Regions from separate parts of the Homo sapiens genome. Here region 2 is linked to region 1. Evidence: read pairs that join two places in POLR2A ChIA-PET (ENCODE). Cell type or tissue: Panc1. All regions are shown on one strand.

Region 1 (5,000 bases):
TTTAAACTGGAAGGTGTTGCCTAACAGTCCTCCAGAATGTCTACACCAACAGTGTGTAGGAGTATACATGTGACTTTTGCTCTGCTTTTAAAGTCAATGAAAACTCATTTGTGTATAATCACAGAATACAGATTCTAGTAGCCTGTTAATAAAGTTTAAAGAATTTCTAGATAAAAATTTGAGCTTCTGGACATATTACAATTAACTGTTTGAAAAAACCACATCCCTTTTCCTTTCCCAGAGCTGAGGAAGTTAGATGAAAACAAGTCAGTCATTTGAAAGTGGGAAGAGTAAGCCTTCTAGAGCTTGTATGAAAGAAAGCCCAGCTTGATTCAGAACCTGAAGTGCTGTGTAGGACTATAGTGAGTGGGGGAAGAGTGGTTCAACTGAGGCAAAGAGTAGGCAGGGGTCAGACCATGGAGGCATTTGGGAATCTGAATTTCATTTCAACTATAATAAGCAACCGAAGGATTTTAAACAAGAAAAGATCTTTTTATCATGGGATGAAACAGGGAGATTAATTTGGAGGTTACTGAAATTAGTGGTTGATGGTGGCTTGAACTAAAGCTTGTGCCGCTAGAGATGGAGAGAAGACAAAGCAAAGATATCCATGATGTAGGCTGTATCAACAGAATTTGCTAGTAATGGACTAGATGTAGTGGTAAGAAAGAACAAGAAATTAAGGAAGATCCCCAGACTTTTGGCTTAAGTAACTGGGTAGAGTGATGCTGCCATTGATGCATGGGGAGAAGGCTGAAGATGGCAGACAAGAGTTTGGTTTTTGGACTTCAGATGTCCAGGAGACACCTGAGGGTCCATGTCAGGTAGGCATCTGGATAGACATGACTGAGGTGTTCAGAGGAAGGGAAGAGCTAAAGTTATACATCTGGAAGTTCTCAGGCATAGAAAACATACTTAAAGTAACAGGAATGTGTGTGATCCACCGAGGGTGAGAAGACACATCTCTGCATGGGATTCAGGCTTCTGTCTAAGACTAACACCTCTGAAGCTGAAGAGATCTCAAACCTTCTATTAAATATCACCTTCTGTTAAGTCTAGTGCATTAATACTATATGAAAGTTAATGGGACTAAGAGTAAGACAGTAAAGAATACCAAATCAGACCAGAGAATATAAGGTAAGTGAACACAACCGCATGCAGTAGGCACAATGTAGGAGAAATTAATTACCTTGAGATGCACTGTCAAAGGACTTGATGAGGGTTTTTACTGTAGGAGTTGGCTCTGAGGAAGTCGAGGACCTTCTACTCAGTCCCATTCCCTGCCTTAAGGCTGCCAAATCTCTCTCAACGGCATTCATGTAATTGTATACCCGGCCTCGCTCCTCCTCTTGCCTGAAAATAATATTGAAATCAGAGCATTTTTACATAGGTACTAGAACATACACATTTTCCCCTCCCAGCTGAAAGGCATTAAAAACTATCAGTTTAATGGCCGGGCACGGTGGCTCACACCTGTAATCCCAGCACTTTGGGAGGCCGAGGCAGGAGGATCACGAGGTCAGGAGATCGAGACCATCTTGGCTAACACGGTGAAACCCCATCTCTACTAAAAATACAAAAAATTAGCCAGGCACGGTGGTGGGCGCCTGTACTCCCAGCTACTTGGGAGGCTGAGGCAGGAGAATGGTGTGAACCCATGAGGCAGAGCTTGCAGTGAGCCGAGATAGTGCCACTGCAGTCCGGCCTGGGCAAAAGAGCGAGACTCCATCTCAAAAAAAAAAAAAAAACAACAAAAAACTATCAGTTTAAAAAAATTGTATCAGTTGAGCTTAGTAAATTACCTGGTCTAATGTTCTCATTTGCTTGGTAAATACCAGGAAATGATACTGAAATTTTTATATCAGGTTATCCTAAGTAAGTTAAGCAACCATCAAATTCCATTTTCATCTGAGTAAGTGTAAGGTAAGGACATCAGTAATCAATTAGCAGTAAAAAAGGAGGTAGACTGGCTCAGAGCTGAGACTCTCCAGGTCCTGTGCTGCCGAGAAGGCCCTTCTCAGGAGTCTGGAGGTTCACCAGTACCTGATAACTATATAATATTAATTTATACTGGTATAATATTAATTTATACTGGCTCCAGCTAATACATCATGCTTAGCCCACACTCTTTAAAAAAATAAAAATAAAAACAAGGCAAGTGGTGTAGACTTCAAATAGAATTCTACAAAGAAAAAAAAAAAAAAGCCTAGACCCATATTAGTAACATGAGTCCCCTAGAAGCTCAGTGTGATGCATCCTGAGTCATTTGAAAAAATCAATTCCATTTCATTTCTGGCCCATTCTAAATTCACTACGCTGACTAACACAGAATTATTTCATCTGGAATGAGATTACAATTGCAGAGTTTGTATATGTCATATAACTATCAAGTATGTGAATAAAAATTAAGCCAGTCCTTAGGAAAAATCCGTCTTTGGTGGCCATTTGGCTTCTGACAGTATTTTGCCTCAAGATGTACCACAGGCTCTTAAGGTCATTTAGCTGTCATGATTACAACTTTCTTTTCTTTTTTTTGAGATGGAGTTTCGCTCTTGTTGTCCAGGCTGGAGTGCAGTGGCGCATCTCGGCTCACCGCAACCTCCACCTCCCAGGTTCAAGTGATTCTCCTGCCTCAGTCTCCCGAGTAGCTGGGATTACAGGCATGTGCCACCACCCCCGGCTAATTTTGTATTTTTAGTAGACATTGGGTTTCTCCACGTTGGTCAGGCTGGTCTCAAACTCCTGACCGCAGGTGATCCGCTCACCTAGGCCTCCCAAAGTGCTGGGACCACAGGCATGAGCCACTGCGCCCGGCTGATTAGAACTTTTAATAAAGAATCTATAACAGTGACTATCAAACTTTTTGGTCTTAGAGCCCCTTTCTACTCCTAAAAATGAGTAAGGACCCCAAAAAGCTTTTGTTTATAAGAGCTGTCTTCCATTACATTAAAACTAAGAATATATACAAATATTTAATCATCTAAAAATAAAAATAAATACAGGGCTAATATATTTTTATGAAAAATAACTAAGTTTTCCAAAACCAAAAAAAAAAATTAGTAAGAAGAGTAACAGGGCTTTGCATTTTTAAATCATCTCTTTAATGTCTGGCTTAAGAGTAAACAGCTAAACTCTCATTTCTTCTGTATTCAACCTATTTTGATATAAAAAAAGCAAGTCTTACATAGATAAGGCAGGTGGAAAAGGGAAGATTTTAATAGGCCTTTTAGATAACTGTAGCTGTTCTTCTTTGATAACTGCACTAAAATGCAACAAGTAGTAACTTAAAAGTTAGCTCCAATGTGGAATCTGAAACCATATAAGTGAACTTTTCCTATTCTGCCCATTAAAATCCACTGGTCAATCTTGTTTAACATCACAGACTGGCTGTAAGGAAAATACTGGTTCACTGAATTAGACAGATTTTCTAAATTCTGTCATTATACATTTTTTTTAAGTCGCAATGATCTCATCAGAAGACACTTTATGGGAAGCTGCCAAACTCACCAATGGTAAATAACAAATTTTCCAAAATCCTAACATTCACTTCAAAGCCCACATTTTATCACTGGCAACGAATACTGTCAGTTGTTTTCCTTTAAGTGATAGGCTGTCTTAACTGTTTTCACAAAATACCCACCAAATAATACCAAAGTCTGAATGATGCACAGTTTGTCTGTCATTCTCAAGTAAAAAAATGGCATTCCATGAAAAAAGAAAGCAGCTCAAACTAATCACAGCACTTTCCTCAACGTGACCTCACTCTTCAGTATAGTCTTGAGTATAGCACATAAAGCAGAAGTGCTTTTTCTGTACTTCCCATTTTGTCACACAAAATGCTAAAGAGTGTACTCAAGGACTGGGATTTAGTAAAATTAATAATTTAATGTTTTACCAAGGACATCTTTAAGTGAAACCTACATTAAAAAAAAATCAAGTATGTGGTGGTGAAGAGTATAATGACTATGAGTGCAATTTATTGCCAAGACCTTGGTTCATCAACAGTTTACACTTGCTTTTCACTAACAGTTTAGAAGTCAACACAGTGAAAAGGGCAAACAATGTGATGGTATTATGAAGACAGTATGACCTCACAGAGTCCTTAAAGGGCCTTAGGGACACCCAGGAATCTGCAGGCCTCACTCTGAGAACCACTGTCCTACAAGATGCTACCTCTTTCAGAAAGCATTTTAAAAACATGTGTCTCAAAGTCTTATGAATTTTTGAGATCCAAAGGAATGAAACTTTAACAGTAGAATTTCATTCACTCAGGATAACTATAGAATGAAGCATTTCTGATATGTTATTCGTTTAATAATAAAGAGAAAAAAGTAATGTAATACATGTTTTATACTAGTAGAGAAACAATAATCTGTCTCATTCCATGTTCTGCTTAAGGAATCCAATGAAAAATGCTTAGCAATACTTTTCTCTGAGCCATTTACTAGAGCAAGGCAATGATAAGACCATTTTTTAAAGATATACTGTTAGTTTTCTAAATTTCTTCCTATGCCCACTTAATAATTACTCAAACTAAGGAATAATCAAATTCTTAGTAATAACCTCAAACACAAAAATACTATCCCCTACTCTTAGATGGAGTCTCAGTGTGGAGCTCACATGTCACAACTGTCATTTCATCTAATAATTTTCATCAGTTTCCAATGATGTCTATGTTACATGGGGAAAAAAAACCTACTGTGGAGATTCATGCAATTATAAGATAAAACAAGTGAAAATTCCTCAAGTAAGTGATAGAGAGAAACTCACTTTGCATTCTTTACTTGGGTCTCCAAAAATACCAGCTAAAGTATACTGATCATTGCCCTGAGCACTTGGCAGGCATTATCTTATTTAATCCTTATGACAACACTGTAAGGCAGGTAGTATTGTGTCATTTTAAAGATGAGAAAACTGAGGCTCAGGGAAGTCAAGATTCCTGACCAAGATTACAGCTAGTAAGAGGCAGAGCTGGACACGAGCCAAGAATATCTGTCTCC
Region 2 (5,000 bases), 210 kb before region 1:
GTGGCGCACGCCTGTGGACTACAGGCTGCTTGGGTGGCTGAGGCAGGAGAATTACTTGCCACCCGGGAATCGCAGGTTGCAGTGAGCCGAGATCATGCCACTGCACTCCAGCCTGTGCGACAGAGCAAGACCCTGTTGAAAAAAAAGAAAAAGACTCTGTCCCTCCTCCTCAGAGCTCCCACCAAAAGAAGGGCTTTGAGTAGGCATGGTGGGAAGTGAATGCACATGTGGGTCACTGGGCCTGAGAGGGGCAATACTGGAGAAGTGACATCCAAGGGCAGGAGTTAGCTCAGGCACCTGGGAAGCCAGGTATGTCCAGGCAGAGGAACCAGGTGTGCAAAGACCTCCAGGGTGTGAGGGATTATGACAAGCAAAGGCAAGGGTGCAGAGGGTGCTAGGGCAGCAGCCATGGAGGTATTGTCTTAAGGAATGTGGGACCCAGCTCACTGGAGGATTTTCAGTTGGGCTGACCTGCTCTGGCCGGTGTTTTGGGGAGATCACTGCTATTATAGGAGCCTGGATTTGAGGGGATTCCTGAAGGATTGTGGGAAGGTCCCTGAGCAGCCCCTGCAGGGTCTAGGCAGGAGGCAGTGACACTGGCTCCCATGAGGGTGGGAGTGGTGGGCTCTGCGCTGAGGGTCTGTGACCTCCCTCTGTTTCTGCACAGGGGACTTTGTGCAACTGCCTGTGCCCGTCATCCAGCAGCTCTACCACTGGGACTGTGGCCTGGCCTGCTCCAGGATGGTGCTGCGGTGAGTGGGGCCAGGGCTGGGGGCCCAGGTGCTTCCCATCTACATCTTCTGCTCTGGCTTGGGAGAGACCTGGGTGGGATCCATGGTCCATGTAGCTATCTTTGGTTGGGGCTTGCAGGAGGCCAAGCTTCTACCTGGTCCTAGTCCCATCTGCAAAAGTGAGCAAGGGGTGGACCAGGCCTTCCAGCTCTCCATGATAGTAATGTCTGGGGGCTTGGGGTGGCCAGGAAGTCCCAGGTGCCCAGGCCTGTCCTACAAGGCAGTTCTGTGACTGGGATAGGAGGCCCTCCACTCCCCAGTTTCTGGCTCCTGGGAGAATGGGGTGCTGACCGTTAAGCTGAGGCTGTGTGAATATCACAGAAACCTGGACAGTGAGAGCCAAGAGGGACTGTAGCCGTCACCTTGTACAAGAGTTTTTCATTTGGCTTCCTGGAACCACAGGGCAGCTGCATCTTCATCTGTTTTACATCCTGGGAATCTCAGCAAGAGAAAATTCAACAAAAGCGTTCTTTGCCTAAAACTTTGAAAACCACTGATGTGATCAGGGACCTTATTTTAGAGATGAAGCTAAAGAGGCCAGAGAAGACAATGACTTGCTCAAGGTCACAGCCCACAAGACACAATAGATTTGAGAAGCAGAGTCCAGGCCTGCAACTCTGGAGCCAGGACGGTGCCCCAAGCAGCCTGGGCAGTGTGTGGGCAGGACCTAGGGTCTCATGATGAAGGAGGGAGACTTCTGGGGAATGGGACCTGTGACGGGGCTCTTGGGCCAGTGGGTGGAGGGTGACTCAGACCAGTTGACCCTCAAGACCAAGCTGAGCTCCCCAGCTCGTCTACCTGCAGGTACCTGGGCCAGCTGGACGACAGTGAGTTTGAGAGAGCCCTGCAGAAGCTGCAGCTGACCAGGAGCATCTGGACCATCGACCTGGCCTACCTGATGCACCACTTTGGCGTGAGGCACCGCTTCTGTACCCAGACCCTGGGTGTCGACAAGGGCTACAAGAACCAGGTGAGCGACCAGCCACCAGGCCTTCCCATGTGGGGCCACACAGAGGTATAAGGCCACCTGGTTCCAGTAGTTGGAAGAGGGAACAGTCAAGGGCTAGACACCCAGGTAGATACCCAGGTGTGCAGAGACCAGGGAGCAGCAGCAGAGAGGCTATAGGCAGGATTTGGGAGCCAGTCAGAGCAGGTGCCCTTGCAGTCGGGCCTGCCCAGAGGATCTGAGTACTGAGTCCTGGCTCCTGTCCACCTGCCTTCTACAGCCCTCAGAATGTGCAGAGGCCACTTCCTACGTTCTTTCCTACTGTCCTCAGCACAAGGCAGGCCCAGGGCCTCTGAGAACATCACTGACCTCATCCGGCCATCATTTGCACATTTTTTTACTTTTCACCAGGAGAGCCAGCTTTTAAGCTATATAATTGGTAGTCTAGAAGAAAACCAAAATACCATCTTTTCTTTTTTTTGCCTTTTGAAAAATAATGCCAACATAGCCATGCCAGCAAAGTGTGTTCCGTGGACGACACCTAGCTAAGCCAAGCTGTAGCTGAGCTGTCCCAGGTGGTTCAGCCTCATCCCCCTTGCTTATTCGCTACGGGCTCCTGCTCATGCCTGCCAGAGTGTACAAGCCCAAGGGTGATCGATCCTCCCCAGAGAGCTGACCTGAGCCCAGCTGCCCACCCCTCTCTCAAGCATCATCCTCATGCCTCTGTGTGGTCCTGCTTCCCTGCTCCTGCTTAGGACAGACAGCTTTCTGATCTGGCTTGCTGCATGTACCGTCTGCCCTGGCAGGTGGGGCTCCTCTGCCCTCCTGCTGTCTCTGCCTCTGTAACACGCTCTTTATTTCCTTCATCTAAATGGAGTGAAGGCAGCCTGGGTGGTGGCCACTCCATCCCCCTCTTCTCTGTTCAGTCCTTCTACAGGAAGCACTTTGACACAGAAGAGACCCGGGTGAATCAGCTGTTTGCACAAGCAAAGGCCTGCAAGGTGCTGGTGGAGAAATGGTGAGCCCCCCAACTTTCCTACCTGCCCTTCCTCTCATGCCTGCTCACCCACAGATCTGCAGTGGGGAGGCCTCGGGATGGTGTTCAGGAAAGGCTAGGACTCTGGAGCCAGGCAGAACTGGCTACCCGGGTGGCTGTGGGCACTGACTTGCCCCCTTGAGCCTTGGTTTATGGAGCTCACTGGGGCTACATGACCCAGGCTCTGACCAGGGGTGGATCCTGAGCAGGTGCTGGAGGGATAGGTGAGTGAGAGAGATTGCACCCAGCCCTTGGGCTACTTGCAGAAAGACAGCATGGGACAGAACACAAGGCCCCTAATGAAAGGGCGATGGCCTAAGAGGAATGTGCTGGTGCAGTGATTGACAAGGGATGGGGAACAGGGAGGACCCAGTGTGTAAGGGCTGCTGTGACCTTACAAGGGCCTCCTCTTCTCATCTGTATGCATTGGGGCTGGATTCAGGAAGACTCTGGGTGCAGTTTGCCCAGATGTGGGTCACATTCTTTTCTGGGCTACGTGGGAGTGGGGCTCAGACCTGCTGCCTCTAGGTCCTGGACAGGCTCTTCTCAGATTTTCCCTTTCTTTGCGGATTTATATTTTCATTATTGACGTAGTATAATCACATGATAGGTGATTTAGAAAATGGGGGTTTGGGGGCCGGGCGCGGTGGCTCACGCCTGTAATCCCAGCACTTTGGGAGGCTGAGGTGGGCGGATCACGAGGTCAGGAGATCGAGACCATCCTGGCTAACACGGTGAAACCTTGTCTCTACTAAAAATACAAAAAATTAGTCGGGCGTGGTGGCAGGCGCCTGTAGTCCCAGCTACTCGGGAGGCTGAGGCAGGAGAATGGCCTGAACCCAGGAGGCGGAGCTTGCAGTGAGCCGAGATAGTGCCACTGCACTCCGGCCTGGGGGACAGAGCGAGACTCTGTCTGAATCTGCCCTCAAGGAAACAGAAAGGCAAATCCAGGATGTGGGACATTTTCCAAGAGTACTGCCCCGGGCTTTAAAAATCAACAAAACAGGCCGGGCACGGTGGCTCACGCTTGTAATCCCAGCACTTTGGGAGGCCGAGGCGGGCGGATCACGAGGTTAGGAGATCGAGATCATGGTGAAACCCCGTCTCTACTAAAAATACAAAAAATTAGCTGGGCGCAGTGGCGGGTGCCTGTAGTCCCAGCTACTCGGGAGGCTGAGGCAGGAGAATGGCATGAACCCAGGAGGCGGAGCTTGCAGTGAGCCGAGATCGCGCCACTGCACTCCAGCCTGGGCAACAGAGACAGACTCTGTCTCAAAAAAAAAAAGAATATAGTGGGGTGGGATCTCCATTCATACTATGACCACATGGGCACATGTTGGAAGGAAAGGCAGCAAATGTTTATTTAGCAGCCCTCAACAGGTGCTGTCTCCTTGAGTGGGAAAGCTGTTGCTATCTCTGCTTCTCGGGGGAGGAAACTGAGGAGGAGAGAGACACCCAAGGTCACCCCCAGCATCTTGGCCATGCCATGATCTGAACCCATGCTTGTTATTCCTTGAAGCCTGTAGTTTTTCCTTCCAGCCAAGCCCCTGCTTTTTCCCTATAGCTGAAATCCCACTCCTGTGCACTGCCACTGGGAACTCAGCCAGCTATTTTGTTTCAAAGACCAAATGGAAAAATGGCATGTTTCCTTGGCCAAGGCAGCAATCCAAACTGCCACGTGACTCAGCTGTGGCTGAAGCTGGGTCAGGCCACATGGTACTGATGCTGCCACTCCTAAGGAAGGCCCCAAGTGGGTGAGCAGCCCCTCCAGCAAAGATGCAGGAGCCCCTGGCCTAGAGCTCCCCCTGCCCACAGCCCCATCTGCCCTCTGTCCCTCTGGGTGTTTTCTTTTCTTTTCTTTTTTTTTTTTTTAAGAGACAGGGTCTTAATCTGTCATACAGGCTGTAGTGCTGTGGCGCAATATTGCAATACAGCTCACTGCTACAGCCCCAGGCTTAAGTGATCTTCTTGCCTCAGTCTCCCGAGTAGCTGGAACCACAATCTCATACCACCACGCCCCACGCCTGGTAAATTTTTAAATGTTTTTGTAAAGACAGGGTACTGCTGTGTTGCCCAGGCTGGTCTCTAATTCCTAGTCTCAAGCGATCCTTCCGCTTTGGCCTCCCAAAGCACTGGGATTACAGGTGTGAGCCACTGTGCCCAGCCCTGCTCTAGGTTTTCATTTGGATTTGCTGCCTAGTGGAAGGCACAGGATGGGGCAGTGCCT

Evidence for each region. Peaks named below come from ENCODE experiments on the same cell type or tissue, not always from the same donor. Only the 100,000 strongest peaks of a DNase experiment are listed, where the experiment ranks them.
Region 2: POLR2A ChIA-PET joins it to region 1 with 7 read pairs; 6 of 35 experiments call an interaction of 5 or more read pairs at or near these places.

The regions. Positions count from the first base shown.
Region 1 is chr22:24,330,763-24,335,762 of GRCh38, reverse strand. SPECC1L (sperm antigen with calponin homology and coiled-coil domains 1 like) reads right to left here. Exons shown (of 17, transcript NM_015330.6): 9 at 1,190-1,353. It overlaps SPECC1L-ADORA2A (SPECC1L-ADORA2A readthrough (NMD candidate)), which reads right to left. Exons shown (of 20, transcript NR_103546.1): 9 at 1,190-1,353. Among named protein-coding and RNA genes, the nearest start is that of SPECC1L, 62 kb to the right of the region's middle. In Panc1, no CTCF peak of the experiment used is centred here; a DNase peak (open chromatin) is centred at 2,285.
Region 2 is chr22:24,544,669-24,549,668 of GRCh38, reverse strand. It overlaps GUCD1 (guanylyl cyclase domain containing 1), which reads left to right. Exons shown (of 6, transcript NM_001284254.2): 2 at 668-752; 3 at 1,596-1,761; 4 at 2,664-2,755. Among named protein-coding and RNA genes, the nearest start is that of GUCD1, 8.0 kb to the left of the region's middle. In Panc1, no CTCF peak of the experiment used is centred here; no DNase peak of the experiment used is centred here.